Regions from separate parts of the Homo sapiens genome. Here region 1 is linked to region 2. A link is a loop called in an ENCODE intact Hi-C map of the cell type or tissue named here. Cell type or tissue: GM12878. All regions are shown on one strand.

Region 1 (5,000 bases), 71 kb after region 2:
AACCTGCAAATGTGGTGAAGGAACAAGCTAGAAAACCATCCCCATGAAGCTGACTCATGAACAGAGGTCCCAACTAGTGCCTGCAAATTGGCACACAGTCATAAGGTGAAGGACCTAGGAAATCTTAGTACCTTCAAGTCTTTTGAAAGGGGGACCAGACAAGTAATCTATCTTCTTAGCTGAGGGAGATGTGACTCTTCCCATTTTATTTTTCTGATAAAACCAATGCAGTGTATGTAAAAATACTTTTGGGCCTCTTTTTTTTTGTTTTTTTGTTTGTTTGTTTTTTGACAGAGTCTTGCTCTGTTGCCCAGGCTGGAGTCCAATGGCGCAATCTCAGCTCACTGCAACCTCCTCCTGCCAGGTCCAAGTGATTCTCCTGGCTCAGCCTCCTGTGTAGCTGGGATTATAGGCATGCACCACCATGCCAGGCTAATTTTTGTATTTTTAGTAGAGATGGGGTGTCACCATGTTGGTGAGGCTGGTCTTGAACTACTGATCTCGTGATCTGCCCACCTCAGCCTCCCAAAGTGCTGGGATTACAAGCGTGAGCCACTGTGCCCGGCCCTAAAAAGCCATTTTTCTAATCATTTAGTTAATAAACGTTTACATCATGACTTGAAGGAGCAAAAAAGATAGTCTTGCAATTGAGCATGTAAAGGAAGATTTTTGCAGAAGAAAGGGTAGCAATACAACAGCCAGCAGATGCAGGTTCCATTAATGTGCCTGAAACACACACAGAACAATGTTAACATAGTAAAGCAAACACTGTAAACCTTAAAGTGAGGAGGCCGAGTTCCATGTGCATGTGTGTCACCAATAAGCCTTCTGACCTTAGACAAGTCACTGCACCTTTCTGCTGCCTTAATAAAATGAACAGTTTTACTACCTCAACATTTCTTTCAGCTTTAAGTATTCTAACCAACAAGCAAAGTTTTTTAAACTTTCTCCATATTAACTTTCTTATCAAAATCTGTAAGATGGAGTAAATGAACATGCATGTCCTTCTAAATGATAAACTCAGTGGGATGCACATAAGGGTAGTTTGGAGGGTCACTGGATGCAGCAGATCTGAGGCTTAGTGTGCATGGGGCACTGCTTTGCATCCAACCACCCTACACTTGCACCCTAATATGCTTTTGTCTGGCCAAAAGCAGGAAAATTGTTTTTTTTATTGAATTTATCTCATTTATTCCCCTCAAACATAATGCGTTAATCCTTCTTCTATAGTTGAGCAAATTGAGGCTAAGAAAGGACAAGGCAGAGGTCACCCAGCATGAAGTTTGATCTAGGGCTCTCTGTTTCCAAACTTTCCACTTCTCTGTATAAAGACCAGCTGCCAAACCTCTGCCCCACAGGCAGCACTCACAGCACTATCTGTGCATGGAGGTTTGGCAGCCTCTCTGAAAATAGCACATCTATATGATTTCTATGTTTCCTAAAGAAATTACTATTTGGTGAATCATGCTAATGGAGAAAAGACAGTTGAGACAACCTCTAGAAGGAATCAACTGTTCACAGGATTTCGGCATTCTAGAAGGTAGGAATAACCAGCCATGGAATGAGACTCCAAAAGCATCCTGAGTGTGGCCTCCCATGGCTCCCTTCTGAGAGGCAACTCATCTTTTGTAGACTGCAGAGCATATGCACATTGGAACAGGTTACAAAGACTGGTGTGAAAATTCCCCCATGTCCCTTAACATGATACCAAATCCCACTTGCTTGAAATAACTTGGAGTGGTCTCACCTAAGGACAAAGGTAAAAAAGCAAAATGAAACAAAACAAGTTCTCATCCATCTCAAAGGGATAAATGGGATAAGGGTTATTCATTTGTTTTACTTTTGCCTTATTTTGTTGAGAATCCATTTGGGAAAATAAGTTAAAAACGACACTAGAAAAAATGCTGTGAATTCTAAAGGTCATTGATTTCTCTTCTCCCTGGGCTTGCATTTTCACTCTAATTTTGGGGGTTGTGACACTAATACAGGTTAGAAATTGTGCAGATAAAATTCATGTCTTTTTTTTTGTTTTCTGCACAACTTGCGGAATTTCAGTAATAGTTTGTTCTATGTTAGTCTCAAGTCATACTGATATTTTCATATGTAACTATTCCTGGTTCAAAATTTCAATCTAAAATTTGTTTAGAAGTTTTTATGTTATACCTAATGTTGACTTGGTTTGAATTTCCATGCCTTAATCAAGAATAAACCTTCCCACAGCTCCTGTCAAGCCATTAATGCCAGGTGAAATGAAGTAAAAAAAAATGTGCTACCAATGAATTCAGTTGACATGTGGCCCATGCTTTCACTGTAATCTCTAAATAAGAAAACATATGGTGATATATTACCTTGAGAAGCATACCACTGGAAAATAAATCAAAGAAAAGAATATTCCAAAATGTAGTACTTTGCTTTCAGCTATCAGACCCACGTTTACTTTTTGGATGCTTTCTTGCTTCCTGTGGTTTATTGTTGGGTGTTTTTGTTGTTGTAGTTGTTGGGTTTTTTTGGGGTTTTTTGTTTTTTTTTGTTTTTTACTTTACCTCTATTCACGGCCTCTTTATATCCTCTCCTTTTTATGGCAGTTACAAGAGGACTGTTCACACATCGAAAAATGTTTGCTCACTCAGAACTGTGACCCGGATCATTCATTGGATGAGAAATGACACCCCAGCACTGGGTAGCTGTTGAACGAAAGGGTCCCTACCCCCTTGTTGAATGGCTATCTGTGGTGGGCCTGCCAGAAGCTGGTGGAGCTGGGATGTGGCCGGGACTACTTGTTCCTCTCTTCAGCCAGATGAAGAGGGCAAAGAGAGAGCAGCGAAAAGAAATGCAGTTTCACTCTCACCGTGGATTAGTCATTTGTGTGAGAATGAGACTAAGTTAGTGCATGCATTCTCCTTGCATTTTCAACTGAGAAATAGGTCTGATACTTTGGTATGAAATTCACAGAGAATCCCACTGAAATTTTCTCTGTGCATATCCTTATCCTTTATGTATGGATCACCTAGAGCAAGTTCATTTATTCACATTTAAACATAGATTTCTGAAACTCCTCCTCTGCACATTTGGCATGGAATACGTATTGATGTTACAGTAGGCAGAAAAACAGAATAATTCCACATATAACCATTTGAAAAGTGGTGTTGTCAAGCACTATGAAGGCAAAAGTACAAGGCATAATAAAAATTTAAAGAATAAATCAGGTTTGCTTAAAGGAGTCATGAAAGTATTTTCCAAAGTGGAATTTATACTGAGACATAAGAATCAGTGAAAACTGGCAGGTGAAAAAGGAGATGAATGTAAGACTCCATTACCATGCTGGACATAGAGAGTCCCAGAAATGGGAAGCTCAGATGTACTCTCTTCTACTAAATGACTCTTCCCTTCTAAGTTCTCAAAACTCCTCTGCATACACCTTCACTGCAGCACCTGCCAGCTGGTGTCATGATTTCTGTCATTCTCACTCAACTGTGGGGATGTAAGAAATCTTCGTATGTCTCAGATTCCAGAACAGTCCTTGGCACACAGAGAACAGCAATATACTATTAATGGATGAATAAACTAAAGGGTGCATAAATGAATGAATGAGAACCGGTTAAAGAGTTTTCAAGATATCAGGCTGTGACACTTATGGTATCACTTATGATATCCGCATCATCCCAAATTTCTAAAAACAATGTAACAAATATTGGTTTAACATGTAAATCATTACACAGGACTTTTGATGGATCAGAAAATGTGGGGGAAAATCCCTTAAATGTGGAATGTAGTGGCAATAGAATTGCAAAGGAAATCACAGCATAACATGCATGCAGGAGGGCCATGGCCAATGGGGGGCAGATCCCACAGCACTCCATGGACACAAAGGGGCACCAGGACTCCCTGAAGATACTTAGCTGGGATACCCTCATAGGAGAAGCCAGGTGTGCAACACAGACATCTCCCCTTTTCCACTATTAGCCAAGCAGAATATATAGGCTTAGCACATGTCAAAAGGCTCAGTCAGAGAGAATGGCAGGACCCCAGTGCTATGTTCTGAATGTTGGTGTCCCACGAAAACCATATGTTGAAACCTAATATCATATTAAAACATGGGACCTTTGGGAACTGAGTAAGTCATGAGGGCTCCACCCTCATGAATGAGATTAGTGCCCTTAAAAAGGGGGTGTGCGTGAGGTCCCTTGCCCTTCCTGACACTTGAGGATGCAGTGAGAATGCACCGTCTTCAAAGCAGAGAGCTCTCATAAGACACCAAACCTGCTGGTGCCTTGATCTGGGACTTCTCAGCCTCTAGAGCTGAGCAATACATTTGTGTGGCTTATAAATTGCCCAGTCTATGGTATTTTGTTATAGCAGCCTGATATGGTTTGGCTCTGTGTCCTCACCCAAATCTCATCTTCAGTTGCACTCCCATAATTCCCATGTGTTGTGGGAGGGACCTGGTGGGAGATAATTTGAATCATGGGGGCGGTTTCCCCCATACTGTTCTTGTGGTAGTGAATAAGTCTCACCATATCTGTTGGCTTTATCAGGGGTTTCCGATACTGTTCTCGTCGTACTGAATAAGTCTCACAATATCTGTTGGCTTTATCAGGGGTTTCCGCTTTTGCATCTTTCTCATTTTCTCTTGCTGCCGCCATGTAAGAAGTGCCTTTTACCTCCTGCAGTGATTCTGAGACCTCCCCAGCCATGTGGGAGTCCAATTAAACCTCTTTTTCTTCCCAGTATCGAGTATGTCTTTATCAGCAGTGTGAAAATGAACTAATACCCAGCCCTAAGAACTAAGGCGCTTGGGTATCCGGGCCCCTCTGTCCACTAAGACTTGTCAAGAGGTAACGTTCAGCCCTCCCATCTCTCAGGGAAAACAATGTCAAATGGAAACCACGCTGCACATTCCACCCCTTCCCTGAGGTGGCAGCACAAACAAATTCAGCACAAAGTCTAATTGCCTCGGCACAAAACATGAAAGCACCAGCAAGGGTCACCAGGTACTGGAG
Region 2 (5,000 bases):
AAGTGCTTCCGTAAGTTGTCAATCTTGTGTGAATGGGGAAAAATGATCATTGTGGTGCGTGGCTTTACTGTACTTATTTGCATAAAATTTTCATTTAGTAAATGTGCAAGCTATTTTACAGGTATGGAAAGTGTAGCTCCTTTCAGAAAGAGAATTTCTATAGCAACATTATTAAAACTAATTTATTGTTCATTCATCTTTTTTCTTTTTCAACAAATATTAATTGAGTGCCATCTGTGAGCCGGGCTCTATTCTAGGCACTGAAAATACAACGCACATTGTATTTGCCCACATTCCAGAGGAAGGAGACACAAAACAAACAATTGGGCTGTTCTGTGCCATGCAGTGAGAAGGACTGTGTAGAAAACTAAAGCAAGGAGTGGGGACAGGAACTGACCTGGCGAGGAAGACAGGTGCTGTTTTTCAGAAGGTCATCCAGAAGGCCTGAACACAGTGCAGCTGCCATGCCCTGCTGGACGCTGGAGAAGGAGAGAGAGGCTGGGAGGCTGACAGGGCCGGGAAGGCAAGACCGAGGCCAAGGCCTAAGGCGTGTAAGGGGGGCTGGGGCCCAAGGCCAGCAGGAGTCAGGGCATGCAAGGTCCTCTCAGCCTCAGGAAGCCTTTGGATCTTAATGTGAATCAACTCAGAAAGCAGCAGAGAGGCTGGAGTCGGGAATGACATGATCCGACTTATGTTTTAAAGCGAGGTTTCTCGGCCTCAGTACAATGGACATTCTGAGCTGGATACTATAATTCTAGGTTGGGGGACCGTCCTGTGTGTTATAGGATGTTTTGCAGCATTTCTGGCCTCTGCTCACCAGACGTCAGTAGCACACCCCATCGCCCGGTTGTGACAACTAAAAATGTCTCCAGACATTGCTGAATGTCCCCTGGGGGTCAGAAAGCACCTCCTATCAAGAGCCATGATTTAAAACAGAATCACATTGACTGGGAGTGATATTTCAGTTATATAAAAACTAGCACAAGACAACCGAATTTTTTGTATCAACATTTAGAGATTTGCTCTCGCTAGATTAAAATTCACCTTAAATGTACCTACACTGCAAACTTGTAATTAATAATCATATCTTAATGCAAAGGCCAAGACTTTATTTTTGAGTCAGATCCTGATGTGATTCAATTCTCTCGTACCTGTAAAAATAGCACCGAGCCCGAGGTCACAGAGAAATCTTGTTAATAGGCCAAAAGAAAACACTGCAGGTGTCCAAACCAACCCGTGTTTCCATGGACCCAACCACAGGATGCCACTGAACTACACAACCCCTTACTTCACTAGATACAGAGGCACAAAAATGTCTCAGACACACCTTTAAATATTATACAGGATGTACAGTATTCACTTCCTTAGTTGTTTAACTAAATTCACTGAGAGTTTCAAATATTTTCTTTTGATGTGACTTTTCTTCATTCTCAGAACCCTGCTGGCCACTGCTTGAAGGCATGAAAAGTCTTGATGACTTTGTTTGCACTGTATTATTTCTAAAATTCTCCTGAAAGCATGCATCATGTATATGCACTTTTAACAAAGACCTCTTCAGACTTAATGCCATTGTCCTCTTGATTTCTGATTGTTGTAATTCCCTCACTGCTGAAGTGCTGGGTAGTGGGAATGCTTTTGACAAGGAATGTTGTGTGCTAAGCTACCACTTTACGGGAGAACCCAACCATCCAGAGTTTCTGCATTCAATCCTCAGTGTGTTGAATCTAGAAATTAACAAGTCAGGGCACGGCTGCTTTCACGTGTTTGGATCTAACTGGGAGAAGGGTGTTTATGAGCGGAGGCTGATGCATAATTCAGTAGAATGCCGCGGCTACTACAAGCAGAGGAGAACCCCAAAGTGGGGATGTCGATACTGAAGCCGCAGCACTATTGCAGCTGCCAGAGTGCAGCTTTGCAACCTACAGTTTTCAGTTCATTACCACTGAGGCCTGGGTGGTAAACTCGTCACAGGAAAGAAGCTCCCATATCCTATCCTTTACATCAACAAATGAAACAGTGAAGGAAAACTTTACATAGAGGAGCCAAGAGTAAAAGAATGACTGTGTGGGGACTGCTGAGCCCTCTGGGCCTCAGTCTGAATCTGGCTGCCTTGCCATGAGTTGTGAAATGTTTACACAGAGATTAACTTCCCCAAGCCTCAATGATCTCATCTCGAAAATAGGTGTAATAGTGACAACTCTCCAGAATTGTCATGAGAACAGAGCTAAACCAAGCACCACATCTAGCAGGGAATTGGCACCTAATATACACCTGGGTGATGGTAACTATTGTAAGAGCAATGTGAGGAAGTATCATGCTGACCATTAGTTCTTATGCCTTACGTTAAGAAGGGCCTTTTCCCTTATTCCCATCCAGAGCCAGGCTTAAGTAGATAAATGTTTTTAAGATTTAAAAAATTAAAATTTAATTATAAATTAAGATTTAAAAAACTAAAATTTAGCAGATAATTTAAGGATTTCAGCCTAACCTGTGTGACCGTTTAAAAGCATGTCATGGTGGCCGAGCACAGTGGCTCATGTCTGAAATCCCAGCACTATGGGAGGCCAAGGAAGGCAGATCACTTGAAGTTTGAGACCAACCTGACCAACATGATGAAACCCTCACTCTCCTAAAAAATACAAAAATTAGCCGGGCATGGTGGCATGCACCTGTAATCACAGCTACTCTGGAGGCTGAGGCAGGAGAATCTCCCAGGAGGCAGAGGTTGCAGGGAGCTGAGATCGTGCCACTGCCCTCCAGCCTGGGCAACAGAGTGAGAGACTCTGCCTCAAAAAACAAAACAAAGCCCAAAAAACATGTCTTGGCTATAGTTTAACCTGCCAATTGAAAAATAGAAATACGTTTAAACTTTAATTGCAAAAATGAGAATTTTGGCTGCAATTTAAATACATCAGTTGATGAGATAGAAATCAGTTGTGAGGGAGGCCAGCCTGAAGTACTCAGACTGAGAGTCAGCAAGTGCCTTAGAGGATTCGTTTATTGCCACCAGGTGTAAGAGGACTGTGCTCATTCAAAGCCTTGGGGAAGCCCTCACTGCGCTGAGAATAAAACCTCTCAGTTCCTCTTTGGTGGTTTCCCAGGCCCTGACTCATTAGTACCTGGTTTCTTGAACATGGTGAGCTCTTTCCTGCTTTGGGGTATTTACACATGGTGTGGAGGTTGCCTTTCTAAAATCACGAGCTGAAATGCAACCTCATGGACCTCACCCACCTTGCCTGGCTGCCCACCAGTGTTTTCCACTTACTAGGTTTTCCACGTAGCTGTGAGTCCACCACGTTTAATTATCTGCTTGTGTATCTGCTTGTTTATTGCCAATCACCTTTTTGGGAGAGAAGCTCCCAGGTACCAGGCAGTGGTATTCATTATGTATCTCCCGCACTCAGTGAGTATCTGGCACATAGTAGGCACCCAATAAATAACTGAATTAAAGAGTGCAAAAATAAAATAGGTGAAAGCAACATAAAAGCAGGTGAGTACATCTTGAGCCAGTTTTAAAACAGAACCTGTTTTACTGGCATTCGGAAGCTTAACAGAAATAAAAAAAAGCCAAACTAGAGTTGACCACATTGAATAAGTATTCTTTCAGTTTCAGCCCATTCAATAATTGCTCATTGTCAAGAGCTAAAACAGTTAAGATCACCTGACTTTCACTTTTGTTGCCATTCTTGTACATGCTAACTTGACTGAAGGTCTTTGTTTTTTATGTATAATGGAGTCAGGAGCCACAGTGGCTCGCTGGATCATTTAAATTTAAACTCTTCTGCCTAGTTTTCAAAATGCCGATAGTTTTGCCTTTATTCCATCTATCCAGCGTTTCCTGCTCATAAATCTTGACCTGCTTTCCTTTCTGGGCAGAACAGGCTGTGCTCTGTGCTGTAAAGGAGAGGTCCCTGCGGGTGATCTGACCAAGGTCCTGACTGGTGGGTAGGAAGACTTGGGGTTGATGCGGGAGAGGGCTTGAGTGCACCAAAGCAAGAAAACAGGAGTCAATATGGAGAATTTGGATAAACATGCATTGCTTGTAGTGCTATTTGAGGGTATGTCTCGAGAGGCAAGAGGAGATAATGTCAAGGTAGGAGTTAAGAGGGACCAAGTCAAGACCAGCCTTGAGAGATAAGCTCTGGGGAGATGGAACCTTCCCTTCCTTCCTTCCTTCCTTCCCTCCATCCCTCCCCACTCCCTCCTTCCCTCCCTCCCTCCCACCTCCCTCCTTCCCTCCCTCCCTTTCTTTCCTTTTTTGCTTTCTTTCATTGTTTTCCTGTCTTCCTCCCTCCTTCCCTCCCTGTCTCCTTCCTACCTTCTTTCTGTAGATTGCAACCAACAGCAGTTTATCCAAAACTTTTCAGCATGGAAATGACATAATCCAATTTGTCTTTTAATGAAAAATAAAGACTGAATAATAATCAGAACATACAGGTTAAAGTTCCATTCTATCTCTTTCCAACTGCATGACTCTGAGTAACCCTAATTCCTTCTTCAGCAAAATAAGGATAACATCTCTGCCTATGGAGGTACCGGTGATTGGGATTGGGGTGGTAATACACCGTTCTGCCATATTTAAAGTATAATAAAGCAAATGATGTGTGTTGTCCCATTCAAATAATTTATTAGTCTAAATCTTTAGAAAAGCCTAACTTTAAGACAGTCAGAATCAACTGTGTCCCAACAGAAAAGAACCAAAGTCTCACGCATATCCTTGATGCTGAATCAAAAGTCTCCAATAGGTTGCAGCTTTTTTGAGGTTCCTTAGGAAGCAAGAGCCAATCCCAGGTGCACCTGTGAAGTCAGAGAAAGGGAACTTGGCAGAGGTGGTGATGGGGGGATGTCTGGCCCCTTGATGGCAGTTGTGCCTGATTTGCAAAGTCTGATTTTGTGCCTAAGGGTAATGCAGTGACCATGGGGAAACCTACCTCCATTGGACATTTTTCCAAATAGAAGCATTTGCTGTGTTTCACTTTATTAATATTACATCACTTTAA

Evidence for each region. A loop is a pair of places that touch in the nucleus more often than their neighbours do. Peaks named below come from ENCODE experiments on the same cell type or tissue, not always from the same donor. Only the 100,000 strongest peaks of a DNase experiment are listed, where the experiment ranks them.
Region 1: it touches region 2 in a loop (4-fold over the local background); 9 of 110 quality-filtered maps call a loop at or near these places.

What each region holds. Positions count from the first base shown.
Region 1 is chr13:109,230,676-109,235,675 of GRCh38, forward strand. No RefSeq gene overlaps it. Among named protein-coding and RNA genes, the nearest start is that of LINC03061, 32 kb to the right of the region's middle. In GM12878, no CTCF peak of the experiment used is centred here; a DNase peak (open chromatin) is centred at 2,807.
Region 2 is chr13:109,159,295-109,164,294 of GRCh38, forward strand. The region is part of intron 32 of MYO16 (myosin XVI); the gene reads left to right. It overlaps MYO16-AS1 (MYO16 antisense RNA 1), which reads right to left. Exons shown (of 3, transcript NR_047700.1): 3 at 4,611-4,797. LOC105370356 (a long non-coding RNA gene) reads right to left here and starts at 494. Exons shown (of 5, transcript XR_931717.3): 1 at 398-494. RefSeq lists enhancers at 55-560, 561-1,066 and a silencer at 2,970-3,029. In GM12878, no CTCF peak of the experiment used is centred here; DNase peaks (open chromatin) are centred at 1,247, 2,179, 3,087 and 3,637; H3K4me3 peaks cover 1,337 bases; H3K27ac peaks cover 1,403 bases.